Regions from separate parts of the Homo sapiens genome. Here all the other regions are linked to region 3. Evidence: chromatin loops called from intact Hi-C (ENCODE). Cell type or tissue: GM12878. All regions are shown on one strand. Links, peaks and the distances in the headings refer to the core of each region. The heading gives the core; the rest is flanking DNA.

Evidence for each region. A loop is a pair of places that touch in the nucleus more often than their neighbours do. Peaks named below come from ENCODE experiments on the same cell type or tissue, not always from the same donor. Only the 100,000 strongest peaks of a DNase experiment are listed, where the experiment ranks them.
Region 1: a loop joins it to region 3, with 4 times the contacts of the local background. A loop is called at or near these places in 15 of 110 quality-filtered maps.
Region 2: it touches region 3 in a loop (2.7-fold over the local background); 3 of 110 quality-filtered maps call a loop at or near these places.

Annotation. Positions count from the first base shown.
Region 1 is chr6:24,522,078-24,526,877 of GRCh38, reverse strand. It overlaps ALDH5A1 (aldehyde dehydrogenase 5 family member A1), which reads right to left. Exons shown (of 10, transcript NM_001080.3): 7 at 3,953-4,111. Among named protein-coding and RNA genes, the nearest start is that of ALDH5A1, 30 kb to the right of the region's middle. RefSeq lists a silencer at 4,375-4,424. In GM12878, for the core only: a CTCF peak has its summit at 1,881 (motif pointing left); no DNase peak of the experiment used is centred there.
Region 2 is chr6:24,400,171-24,404,970 of GRCh38, reverse strand. It overlaps MRS2 (magnesium transporter MRS2), which reads right to left and starts at 2,035. Exons shown (of 11, transcript NM_020662.4): 1 at 1,735-2,035. The coding sequence starts at 1,924. RefSeq lists enhancers at 664-1,398, 3,607-4,342, 4,343-4,800 and silencers at 3,156-3,450, 4,336-4,630. In GM12878, for the core only: no CTCF peak of the experiment used is centred there; a DNase peak (open chromatin) is centred at 2,070; H3K4me3 peaks cover 2,016 bases; H3K27ac peaks cover 992 bases.
Region 3 is chr6:24,778,526-24,781,025 of GRCh38, reverse strand. GMNN (geminin DNA replication inhibitor) reads right to left here. Exons shown (of 7, transcript NM_015895.5): 3 at 286-363. Among named protein-coding and RNA genes, the nearest start is that of GMNN, 4.8 kb to the right of the region's middle. In GM12878, for the core only: no CTCF peak of the experiment used is centred there; a DNase peak (open chromatin) is centred at 1,375; H3K4me3 peaks cover 1,276 bases; H3K27ac peaks cover 2,500 bases.

The sequences.
Region 1 (4,800 bases), core at 584-3,083, 250 kb after region 3:
AGAAGATATATATATATAGAATATATATATATAGAGAAGATATATATATATTCCCTTTTCATTCATCCTACTTGGTAAGCAGTGAAATCTTTCAATCTGCAGAATAATTATTTTCCCCTAACTCTGAGAAGTTTCCATCTATTATTTACTTGGTAATGTCACTTCCTCCATTTTCCCAATTATTTCACTCCAGAACTCCTACTACTGGACGGGTATTAACAGGAGTTCAGATTAGTTCTGATTTTTTTTTGCATTTCTATTATATTTTTTGCCTCTCTATAGTTTGCTTTAAACTCCATAAGATCTCCGAAATTTTATCATCTACTTCAGGTACCGAATCTTGTGACAGTCATATGTCTAATTTCTACAGACTCTTTGTTTTCATTGCTTCATTTCCTAGAACATACTTCTTTTTTTATTATTATTATACTTTAAGCCTAGAACATACTTCTTATTAACAGTTTACAGATGTACTATCTTCCCAAAACTCTTGCAGGACACTATGAGATTTTTAGAAAATTTCCTTCCAGTTCCCTAATTTATCTGCTTCCTTCAGGGACTATTCTGTTTGTTCTTCCTGACCTTTCCTCTTATGTGCTGGTGGTTTTCCCATCATGATCCTTGGTTGTTCATCTTTCTGAATGAAGGACTGAGTTGTCGAAACTAACCTGGTCAGCTCCTTCTCAGCTCCAGCAGTGTGTTTGGGGGACACACACACACACAAGGACTGGGTTGATCAATTTGGGGATGTGTGGCATGAGTGGTCTTTGCTGTTTTAAGCTTGGGTTTATTCTAACTTGCAGGCTTCACATAAGGGCAGCTCCCTTCCCCAAAAGGCAAAGTCGAGAGAGCCCTACCCTGAGGTACCTAGCCTCGCTCTTGAAGCTGTAGTCTGCCTAGATACCTACTATATTTCTTCAGAAAAGCTGTCCTGCCCAGAACAAATGCCTCTGCTGTCTCATGTGTCTTGGTGGTGGTCGTGGTGAGAAGGGATGGTGGGAATGACCCAGAAAATTGTGCAGAAGTAGAATCAACCAGCTTCATCTCCTCCCCTCCTCCTATTCCTACTTTCTGTAGCCACCAATTCTAGAAAGGCTCTGTCGTTTAAAATGGCACCAATTTCCTCTGCAGGGTTCCCCTGGGTAGACCCATCTATTTTGACTTCTGTTTTGACTTCTGTTTTGTTGCTCAGGCTGGGCTGGGGTGCACTGGTGCGATCTCTGCTCACTGCAACCTCCGCCTCGTGGGTTCAAGAGATTCTCTTGCCCCCGCCTCCTGAGTAGCTGGGACTACAGGTGCTTGCCACCACACCTGGCTAATTTTTCTTTTCTTTTTTTTTTTTTTTAGAGATAGGGTTTCACTGTGTTGGTCAGGCTGGTCTCAAACTCCTGACCTCAAGTGACCCACCCGCCTCAGCTTCCCAAATGCTGGGATTATAGGCGTGAGCCACTGTGCCCGGCCCTCAGCTGAATTTTCTATAGGGTTTCAGGAAGGTAAATATAGGTGTGAGTGCATTCTGTCTTTGAGACTGACTCTTTTGAAATCCATGCCCCTCCTGCAATGCTCTCATAGTGCATCACCTGCAACTAATCCCCATCGGCTAGGATGGCTTACTTTCTATGAATTTTATATTATAAAAATAATTCTACTTAACAAAAATACCCCCTTCCTCCCCAAATATAATCTGCTCTGCCCTTTTCTTGTCATATTAATGTGAGATGCAGTGTTTTTTTCCTAGAACCCACTCTATGACAGTATGTACACTAAAGCCAACACAATGAAGTGTTTTTAAACAAGGTGGTTTCCACCAAATTTCTCTCCAGCAAAAAAGAAATCTCGCTGTCTGCTTGTTTGAAGTCCTGGCGTACAGCACCATCTGGAGGACAATGTCTGCGTCTTCCCTTTGGGGAAAAAAATCTTCAAGACAGAGTGGTTTCCCAGACTGGCTGCAAACTAGCATCATACTGGGGCACTTAGAAAATGCCAATGCCTAGGCTGACTACACATAAATTAACACCTAGTCTTCTTGGATGGGTCCCAGGCAACTGTAGTCGATAAAGGCACGGTGTGAGTTAAGGACCACCACTCTAGGACTTGAACCACAGCTGGCCTAGACCCAAATTGCCTTCACTAGACAAGTGAATACCCCTGCCTTGTCCCCAAGGTCCAAAGTCACCTCTAAAATGCAGGTGGTTCCAATGTAAATTTTAATGTATTTTCTTTATCTAGAGTAATCCCAAGACAGTAACTAGAAATTTATCAGAGCTCTGTCAAACCTCGAGGCTTCCCTGGGTTTCCCAAGGCAATGGATGTGGGTTCAGCTGAGTTGACTGCCCACGGGGTGGAGGCAGCCATGGAGTCAGGGCTTGGTTCTCAGGCTCTGAGGAGGTTGAGGAACAGCGGTGGGGCTGTGCTTCCCATGATGAGTACTGACTTGGCTGTCACTTGCTTCTGGTTCTTCAGTTGCATCCAGGGGCTGGCTGTGCCTCCACTGTGTGTCTCCCTCTGACCACCTCTCCTCCCTTCTTTCCCACACACAATCTTCAGCTTCTACTGTCTTCCTGATTTAAAATATTCCGTTAAAACCATTTCTGGGTAGGCATGGTGGCTCACGCCTGTAATCCCAGCACTTTGGGAGGCCGAGGCAGGTGGATCACCTGAGGTCAGGAGTTCGAGAGCAGTCTGGCCAACATGTGAAACCCCAGCACTACTAAAAATACAAAAAGTAGCCAGGCGTGGTGGTGGGTGCCTGTAACCCCAGCTACTCGGGAGGCTGAGGCAGGAGAATCAATTGAACTCAGTGGGGCGGAGGTTGCAGTGAGTCAAGACTCACCACTATACTCTAGCCTGGGCAACAGAGCGAGACGCCGTCTCAAAAAAAAAAAAAAAAAACACAAAAAACTGGATGTTTGATATTACAAGAAACTTTCTTGTGACTCCAAAATGGATTTTTTTAAAACAGTAGAATAAGGAGAGAAGTCTCATATAGCTAGTAGTATGGATTATAACATTTTTTTAAACAAACAAATCTTTCCTAAAAGCAGTTTCCCCTCAATATCTCTAAATCCTGAACGCGGCATCTGTGATTCTGCACCCCCGGCTGGGATACTTTCATGAAGGACTGTTTTAGACAGGGATTTTGTCATCAAGAGAAGAAAGAACAGGACAACATCAGCATTACAGCCGAAACGCAAACCATCTCAAAACCAAGCCAGTCTTCCATTCCATAGGTGTTCCAAAAGATGAATGAACTTTGTCTCAAGATCCTAATTGCTGAGGCAGTGAGGGATAGAATTATCATCACTATAACAAAATTTAGGGAGGACAGTAAAGAGCTACAGTGACAGACCGCATGGGGACTTGGTGCAATGGCAGGGCTATAGCAGCTCATGACCAGACAACAACCCGATTCATATAACTGGTAGGCAGAATTCACTTTTCTCAGGTTTCTCCATTGTTTACAAAATAGGCTTGCTGGGCACTTTACCAAAATGACTTTTTTGTTTTCATTTTTTTTTTTTGCCTTTTAACATCATTTTTTTTAGCTATTATTAATTTTTTACTTATTTTAACCTTTGTGGTTTTTGTATGAAAACATCATTGAAAATTCCATTCGATTCCATGTATAGATGTAGATCTCTCATACTCTATACTCTAATCAGGATAGTTAGCACATCTATCGCCTCAAACATTGATCATTTCTTTATACTGGGAACGTTCAAAATCTACTCTTCTAATAATAGCTATTTGAAAATATACAATACATTGTTGCTAATTACAGTCATTCTACAGTGCTGTAGAACACCAGAGCTTATTCCTTCTGTCTAGCTGTAATATTCTGTCAACCCACCCCTCTCTATCCCCACCCCTCCAGCCAAAGTGTTTTTTGCTGATTAAGCTTTTCATATTGAAACCATGAAATTTACTTTCACAAATAATACAATATACTTACCTTTTCTACCGCTTTTTCATTAATTAATGGGCCCTGAGTAGTTCCTTCCTCAAATCCATTACCTACGCGCAGGTTCTTCTTCATGGCCTCGGCGAATGCTTTTACAAAGGCATCATGGATGCCCCTTTGCACCAAGAATTGGTTTGAGCAAACACAAGTCTGGACAGGAGACAAAAACAAACCCACACAGTCTGTCAGAAGCTGCAGACCTGACCAGTGAACGTGTGGCTGCTACCGCCTCTCTGTGAAAACACTTCCCTCGGTGGTTGTCATGTGCTCAAACTGCCATTTTCCTCCTCACGTGGGCTTGGCCCCAAAGATAAAAGCACTGAGTCAGTGCATGTTCCCCTCCAGTTCCCTCCACAGCTGCTATGCTACACAGCTGCTATGCATCAGTGATTAGTTGGCAATAAGCACCTGTACACACACACACACACACACACACACGAAAGAAAAGAAAAAAAAGCCACCCAATCCATGTTTTTTTCAAATGGCTTTTATTTTGTTTCCCTGGGGGGTGGGGAAAGAGTGCAATTCTCCTAGGAGACTGTGATGCTGCAGCAACAGCAGAGGCTAAGAGGAATGTGGTCCAACACCAACTTATAGTCTTTTGTTTTGCTGACACAGGGTCTCGCTCTGTCGCCCAGGCTGGAGTGCAGTAGTGATGAGTTCACTGCAGCCTTGACCTCCAGGGCTCAAGTGATTCTTCCACCTCAGCCTCCCAAGTAGGTGGGACTATAGGCACTTGCCACCATGCCCAGCTAATTTTTAATTTTTTTTGGCTGGGCGCAGTGGCTCATGCCTGTAACCCCAGCACTTTGGGAGGCTGAGGTGGGTGGATCACCTAA
Region 2 (4,800 bases), core at 584-3,083, 380 kb after region 3:
TTAAAACTAATGGCTTAGGTGAGGCATTAAAATAACTGATGGATTCCAATCACCCTTTTACCTTTCTAATTATTACTGATATCTCAGAGTTGGATGAACAAATGTGCAACATCGTGTTCTGAGATTTAAGAAAATGTCTGGTCTTCCTTTTCGCATAATTTAAAAGACTCTTCATGCACATTTGGTAGTAGATACATTTTAGAAAACATAGGTCCTAAGTACCACCTGATCTTTCAAGCATTCCAGTTGACTGGCTCATAAATTATGAAACCTATGATTTTACTTCTTTTCTACAGATATCCTTTATAGTGAATACTTATGAAATACCCCCACTGAGCTGAAATGACAAATCTTTATTTTAAAATTGTCTATTTAAAACGTGATTAGACTGAGTCGAAGTGAGCGGTGAAGTATAATCAAGTACATTTAATGACTGACAGAGGACACTGTTTTGTGCTTCCAAAGTAATTACACTGATTCCAGAGACTGTAGAAAAAAAAACCTATTTCTGATCTTTTTTCTACTACATACACGTAATGATTGTTGTAATTTGTTAGTATCTGAAGTTTCATTTCCCTTTTACAAAATACAAATTATCACTATAAGGGTAAGATGAATAAAGGTAAAAGGCATTTGCTGATTACAAATGCCTTTCAATGTTTTAATGTCACAAATTAGAGTGTAACCGGGATTGAGATTGTGAACGTCAATGCTTGTCCTAAAAGTTTCCTCCAACTTGCTGAAACTGGATTCCCAAGCATTATCAATTGAGGGTGCAGAGCATGTAACCCAACTTAGCCTCTCCAATAAGTGGAGAATGAGGTGCTGACGAGGAGTTACTTTGGGAGGCTTTTGAGAGCACAATTGAGAAAACATATTTGAGGACACTGCTATGTTCTTAATAAAGTCATTCATTTCAATACCTTTTATTCCTCAAATATTTGCACTCACATTTGTGAAAATCTTAACTTTTCACCATGCTTCAACATTTGGTGAAAAAATAAACAGCAAATAAGATTTTTTTTTCTCAATCCGATCTCCCTGGCTGTTTACTTATAGAGTACTGTAGTTGAAAGTAAGTCGTTCTCAGAAACAACTCAGTCTTTAGCCTCACTTCTAGGTGCGTCCCCAATCTCCGTGCAACTGGACAACTGTATAAATGTGTCCATAACGAAGAAACAGAAAACAGGGAAGTATTAATTTATACTTATGACTTCCGAACAGATGAAATCCTTGTTTAAAAACACCTCTCGGCCAGGTGTGGTGGCTCACGCCTGTAATCCCAGCGCTTTGCGAGGCTAATGCGTTAGGATGGCTCGAGGCAAGGAGTTTGAGTCCAGCCTGGGCAACATAGTAAGACCCTGTCTCAAAAACAACACAGAAAAAACCTCTTACAAGAGCACTTAAGCGGGTGTTAACTAACGTGATCACGGTCTGTAAACGATTCCTAGGTTGTTCCTATGGTTACATAATCTGCAGCAAGGGCGGTGGAGGAGAAGGCAGAGGGTTGGCCGCTGGGACCCCGGCAGGGCACAGCGCACATAGCAAGGTCGCATTCTGAGCGAGTGGGACGCAGCTCGGCCCGCGGGCCTGTGCAAGCTCACAGGACACGCGGGAGGCCGAGGCCTGCGGAGGGCGCGGAGCAACAGGCGCGCCGCGCCGGACGGCTGGGGCAGCAGTCTAAGGTCACTGCAAGACCAGCGTCCCAAGGCTGTTGCCGGGGAAGGGCAGTACCTGCCACGCGGAGCCGGTCGGGCCCGCAAAGCTGCGCCGCTCGGCTCCTTCCAATCAGGTTGGCTCGGCGGCCGCAGGCAGCAACGGGAGGACCCACAGAGGTCACGTCCAAGGCCAGGGCACACAGCGTCCGCCGGGGAAGTCTCATCGCGCGGGGCAGGAGGCAGGGTAAACTGCGCAGGCATTCCATGGTGCTGGAGCAAGAAGCAGGCAGCAGCCAGACCCCAGACCTTCATGCCGGACGCTGGCTGCTCAGGCCGCAGCTCTGACCTGTCGCTACCGCCCGACCTGCAGACTCTGTGCACCAGGCATGCGCGGGGCGTGCCGCGCCTGCGTGCTACTTCCCCACGCATGCTCGGAAGGTACCTGTGGGCGAGCCTGTTAAGTCCACAGCCAATAGACGTTTGCTTGCCTACCTGTACCTGCACCTGTACCTAAGTGAGGGGGCAGGCGGGCTGGGAGATGGGTGGAGCACGTTTACCTGCACTAAGTGAGCTGTCCAACCTAGGTTCTTGGGCGCTTGGAGTGTCATGGTTTTGTAGTTTGTGGAGAATTTTCATACCTATGAAAATTGCAGTTTGGAAATGAGCAGGTTACCCATTCCCACATCATTTAATTTATATTTAAATTTAACGTGGTGTAGGGAGCAAGAGGGAAAGCTCCTACTTTTGCCCTCTGAAAGTTGCTGGAATGAACTAAGTAGACAGATTAGCAGGAGAAAAAGGCATACAAAATTTGCTTAACGTGCATAGGGAAAAATCACAGAAGAGTGATTACTCAATAACTCAATTAAGGTCCAGATGCTTGTATACCCTTCTTTGTTGAGTAGAGGGAGATAGGTATGAATGGGCCCGAAAGCCAGACAGTGGTTTGCAAATGATTCTCCTTGGACATTCAGTGGGACAGAAGTACAAACAATCGCTTGTGGACAAGCTGTGAAACTTCACTCTGAACAAAAATTGTCCTATTATACAGGTAAAGTTTCCCAGGTAATCTCTTGGAGCTACCCTCAGAAGTATCTATGAAAAGTCTCAGTGTGGCTATGACTTTCAGTTTTTGTCTCTTCTCTGGGTGATTAATCTCTTCTGATTATTTAATGCGATTCCTAAGGAACGGGTTTTAAGACAATTGCATTTCTTTGGAAAAGAGTTTTCTCTGTCAGATAAGGAAATTCCTTATCTGGCTGTGCAGGAAAAGAGAGCCCCTTCAGGTGCTTGGAAAAAGTAAGAGTATCAGAGAGACAAAAGGAAGGGGGAAGGTGAGAGAGAGAGGCCTTGATTTTTAGGCTTCTTTCTGAGACCCTTTTAATTTCCTTTAATTCAAAGACTCAACATGCCACCGGGCGTGGTGCCTCATGCCTGTAATCCAGCACTTTGGGAGCCAAGCACTTTGGGAGGCCAATGTTGTGGACCACTTGAGGTTAGGAGTTCAGGACCAGCCTGGCCAACATGGCAAAACCCGTCTCTACTAAAAATACAAAAATTAGCCGGGTGTGGTTGCAGGTGCCTGTAATCCCAGCTACTTGTAAGGCTGAGGCATAAGAATTGCTGGAATCCAGGAGGTGGAGGTTGCAGCGAGCCCAGATCATGCCATTGCATTCCAGCCTGTACTGCATTCCAGCCTGTACGACAGAGTGAGACTCCCATCTCAAAACAAACAAACCCCAAAGACTCAGCATGCCAAAACATCATATTTTGGGGTATTATGGTTTGAGCCCCAGTAGTGGCAAAAATAATCAACTGTCATATGGAATGATGTCATGTATTAAACTTTTGCTATAAAGAATGAGGAGCACAGACACATAAGATTTCTATTCCATATTTAATAAAATGTAAGATAGCATCAATTTTAAGGTACCATTATTTTATGTACCACCAAGAAAGAAAAAAAAACTGATAAGTTATGCTTTCTAAACATGTAGATTGAAAGACATATCTCAATTCCAGTCTTTAAAATATGAAAAAAGTCTTAGGTTAAATACAGTATGTATGCATATTTTAAAAATATGAGTTAATAAATTTATTGTCCCTTCCACAGTAGTAATACAAGGCAGACACAAGTTCCACAGACTTCCTTTCAATATCTATGTATGGACACAAAGCTAAGGAGACAGAGATAGAAACATTTTATTCTGCAGGGTACTGGGACTGGGGATGGAGTAGGAGGGCAGTGCACAAAGAGAAGCCTTCACAGAAGAGAGGATGTTTGACTTGATAATGTGGGGAAAAGAAAGAGAGATCAGATTGTTACTGTGTCTGTGTAGAAAGAAGTAGACATAAGAGACTCCATTTTGTTCTGTACTAAGAACAATTCTTCTGCCTTGAGATGCTGTTAATCTGTAACCCTACCCCCAACCCTGTGCTCCCTGAAACATGTGCTATGTCACCTCAGAGTTAAATGATTAAGGGCTGTGCAGGATGTGCTTTGTTAAACAAATGCTCGAAGGCAGCATGCTTGTTAAGAGTCATCACCACTCCCTAATCTCAAGTACCCAGAGACACAAAACACTGCAGAAGGTCGCAGGGACCTCTGCCTGGGAAAGCCAGGTATTGTCCAAGGTTTCTCCCCATGTGATAGTCTGAAATATGGCCTCGTGGGAGGGGAAAGACCTGACCGTCCCCCAGCCCGACACCCGTAAAGGGTCTGTGCTGAGGAGGATTAGTGAAAGAGGAAGGAACGCCTCTTTGCATTTGAGATAAGAGTAAGGCATCTGTCTCCTGCTTGTCCCTGGGCAATGGAATGTCTCAGTGTAAAGCCCGATTGTATATTCCATCTACTGAGATAGGGGAAAACCGCCGTAGGGCTGGAGGTGGGACATGCTGGCAGCAATACTGCTCTTTAAGGCATTGAGATGTTTATGTATATGCACATCAAAAGCACAGCACTTTTTTCTTTACCTTGTTTATGATGCAGAGACATTTGTTCACGTGTTTACCTGCTGACCTTCTCTCCACTATCATCCTATTGTCCTGCCACATCCCCCTCTCCAGGAAACACCTGATAATGATCAATAAATACTAGGGGAACTCAGAGGCCGGTGCCGGCGCGGGTCCTCTGTATGCTGAG
Region 3 (2,500 bases), core at 1-2,500:
TTTCACCACGTTGGCCAGGCTTGTCTCAAGCTCCTGACCTCAGGCGATCCACCCACCTCGGCCTCCCTAAGTGCTGGGATAACAGGCGTGAGCCACTGCACCCGACGAACTTCTTAAATTGAACAATTAAAACCAAAATCACTTCTTTGGGAAATATATAATTGTGATTCCCAAATTATTTCCAAATTTCAACAATTTACGTGTTTCTGACCAAGAAAATAGTAGAAATGTTTTCGATGTAGACACTGTATCACCAGTACCCCATTTTAGCCATATAGTGCATACCTCATTTTCTCTTCCAACAAGAGATCCAGATGCAGAAGGCTGAATCATCTTCAGAGTTCTTCTTGGGACAGAACTATTCTAAAAAGTCAGCATAATTCATTATCTTGTTACTGAGTTGCAATATGGTTATTTAGTTACTGAGTTTCTGTATGGAGTGTTACTCTTAGTCCTTCTATAATTTAGGGGTGGAAAAGGAACACTAACAACACAAACATTTGGTCTGCTATATAATTGCGTAAGGTCGCCTATGAACAAGACACTGGTTTAATCAACTGACAAACTTGTTATTTCCAAAAATTATAATAAAGTTTGAAGAATTCTTAAGAATGAATCATATTACCCAAACTAGACACAAACACACGTAACTTCTCTCATTTCAATGCATGCTCTTGCTATGGTCATTTTGTTAATCATATCTAGTTAAAACAAACGTAACAAAATTCCTCAGCTCCAATGAACAGTTTCAAACCACATATGACAAAATTCTAATACAAGAAGGCTATCTGTATTCTCTCTGAAAAAATCTTCCACACAGAAACTAAAAACTTACAGGTACTCTTTTATAAAACCAAACATCGTAACATTTATGGTATGAACTCACCAAACAGGTAAACTGGAAGAAATGGTTAATCATTTACACTGCAAAATATTTCTTTCCCTAATCAAAAAGATTCATTTCAGGCCTCCTTAAATCATGAATATCCCTCAAATACTTACATGTACTCACCAAAAGAATGTAACTTTCCAGAACATACTTTACACAAAACAAAGTACATGTGTAATAGACATCCCCCCTCAACCATTACCTGATAGTAGAAGCAGTTCTGCTTCAAGCCCATTCATTAGAAGGTGGCTAAAATGTCAGTGCCTGAGGCATACTAAAATACTCTAAAATGCCCAAGCTATTGTTTTGGTGAAAATATTGCCTTCCTTGTAATATGTAAACAACTTCCTGTATATTTCATGATCTGAAAGTTCTCTCCTATTTTTGCAAAATATCATTAGTTATACTGCCACCATGGGATAGCAAACAATGGTGAATACTCAAACAAGGTTAGCAAGAACATGATACCATACCAGCGTGAGAAAGTTACTGATTCCACACTGTACTTCACATGATAAGAGTTCACCTTTCCCACGGTAAAGTTTCTACTGCTGATTATTATCTCACCATTTAACTGAAGGACAAATGCCAGCTACTGTGAGGACAAATATTACATCAACATTTCAGATATAATTTAGATTATAGATTAGTCAACAGTCTCCAGACAAATAAAAGAAAATGTAACGTTGGAACCTTACTAACAAGAGGTGTTATTTAAATGCTTTCTGTTAATAATGGTCAAAGAAGCCAGCTAAGTAACTGTCACCAAAAAAAAAGACCATTTCCAAGATTTAACTTTTATTTATATAAGCTATATAGACTTTTGCCTAAAACAATGTAACATTACTATTATTATTTTCTGTATATAGAGTATGCATTGGAATAATAGACTCTTAAAGCCAGAAAGTTTCTTGTATATTAATGGGTCTTAACCTTTTTGGAAAACTATTTAATACTCTGTGAATCCTCTCCCCAAAAAAATTCACATAAAAGCACATTCACACAGAATTTTGCATGCAACTCACAAGGATCTAGTTCTAGTCCAGTTCTCCCAATTTACAGATGAGTAAACTAAGGCTGAAATGCTAACTAACCCACCCAAGGTCTCAGTTTTGGAGGTAGAACCAAAACCAAACAGAACCTAGTATCCTTTATATTCAAGATAGTTTCACTGTAGCTAGTAAACACAAGACTTTCTTTAAAATGTAATCTGCTGGAAATATATAAATTATTTGGCTGTGATTTGCTTCAAATTAATCCACTGAAGGAAAAGTGGAGTAAATAAGGACATAGATGAAACCAGATTGGCCATATAGCGGTAATTGCTGAAGCTGGGGAAGTAAATTATTAAAATACTTTTAAATATTTCAAAAATTTCATAACAAAAATTTTAAATAATCACACACAAAGCACAGTGGGAAGATGCCATCATCCTAAATGGAAGCTAATGGAATCAAATTCACAAATTGTCAATGCGAATATAATGTCAATTGACATTCTTATTCAAGAAAAATATTGTAAGAATCCTAAGAAAAGCAAGGCAAACAAAAAACCCATCAAAAGGTACTTGCTTATACTTATCAATGGCTTTTAGGTACTCAATTTAATTTA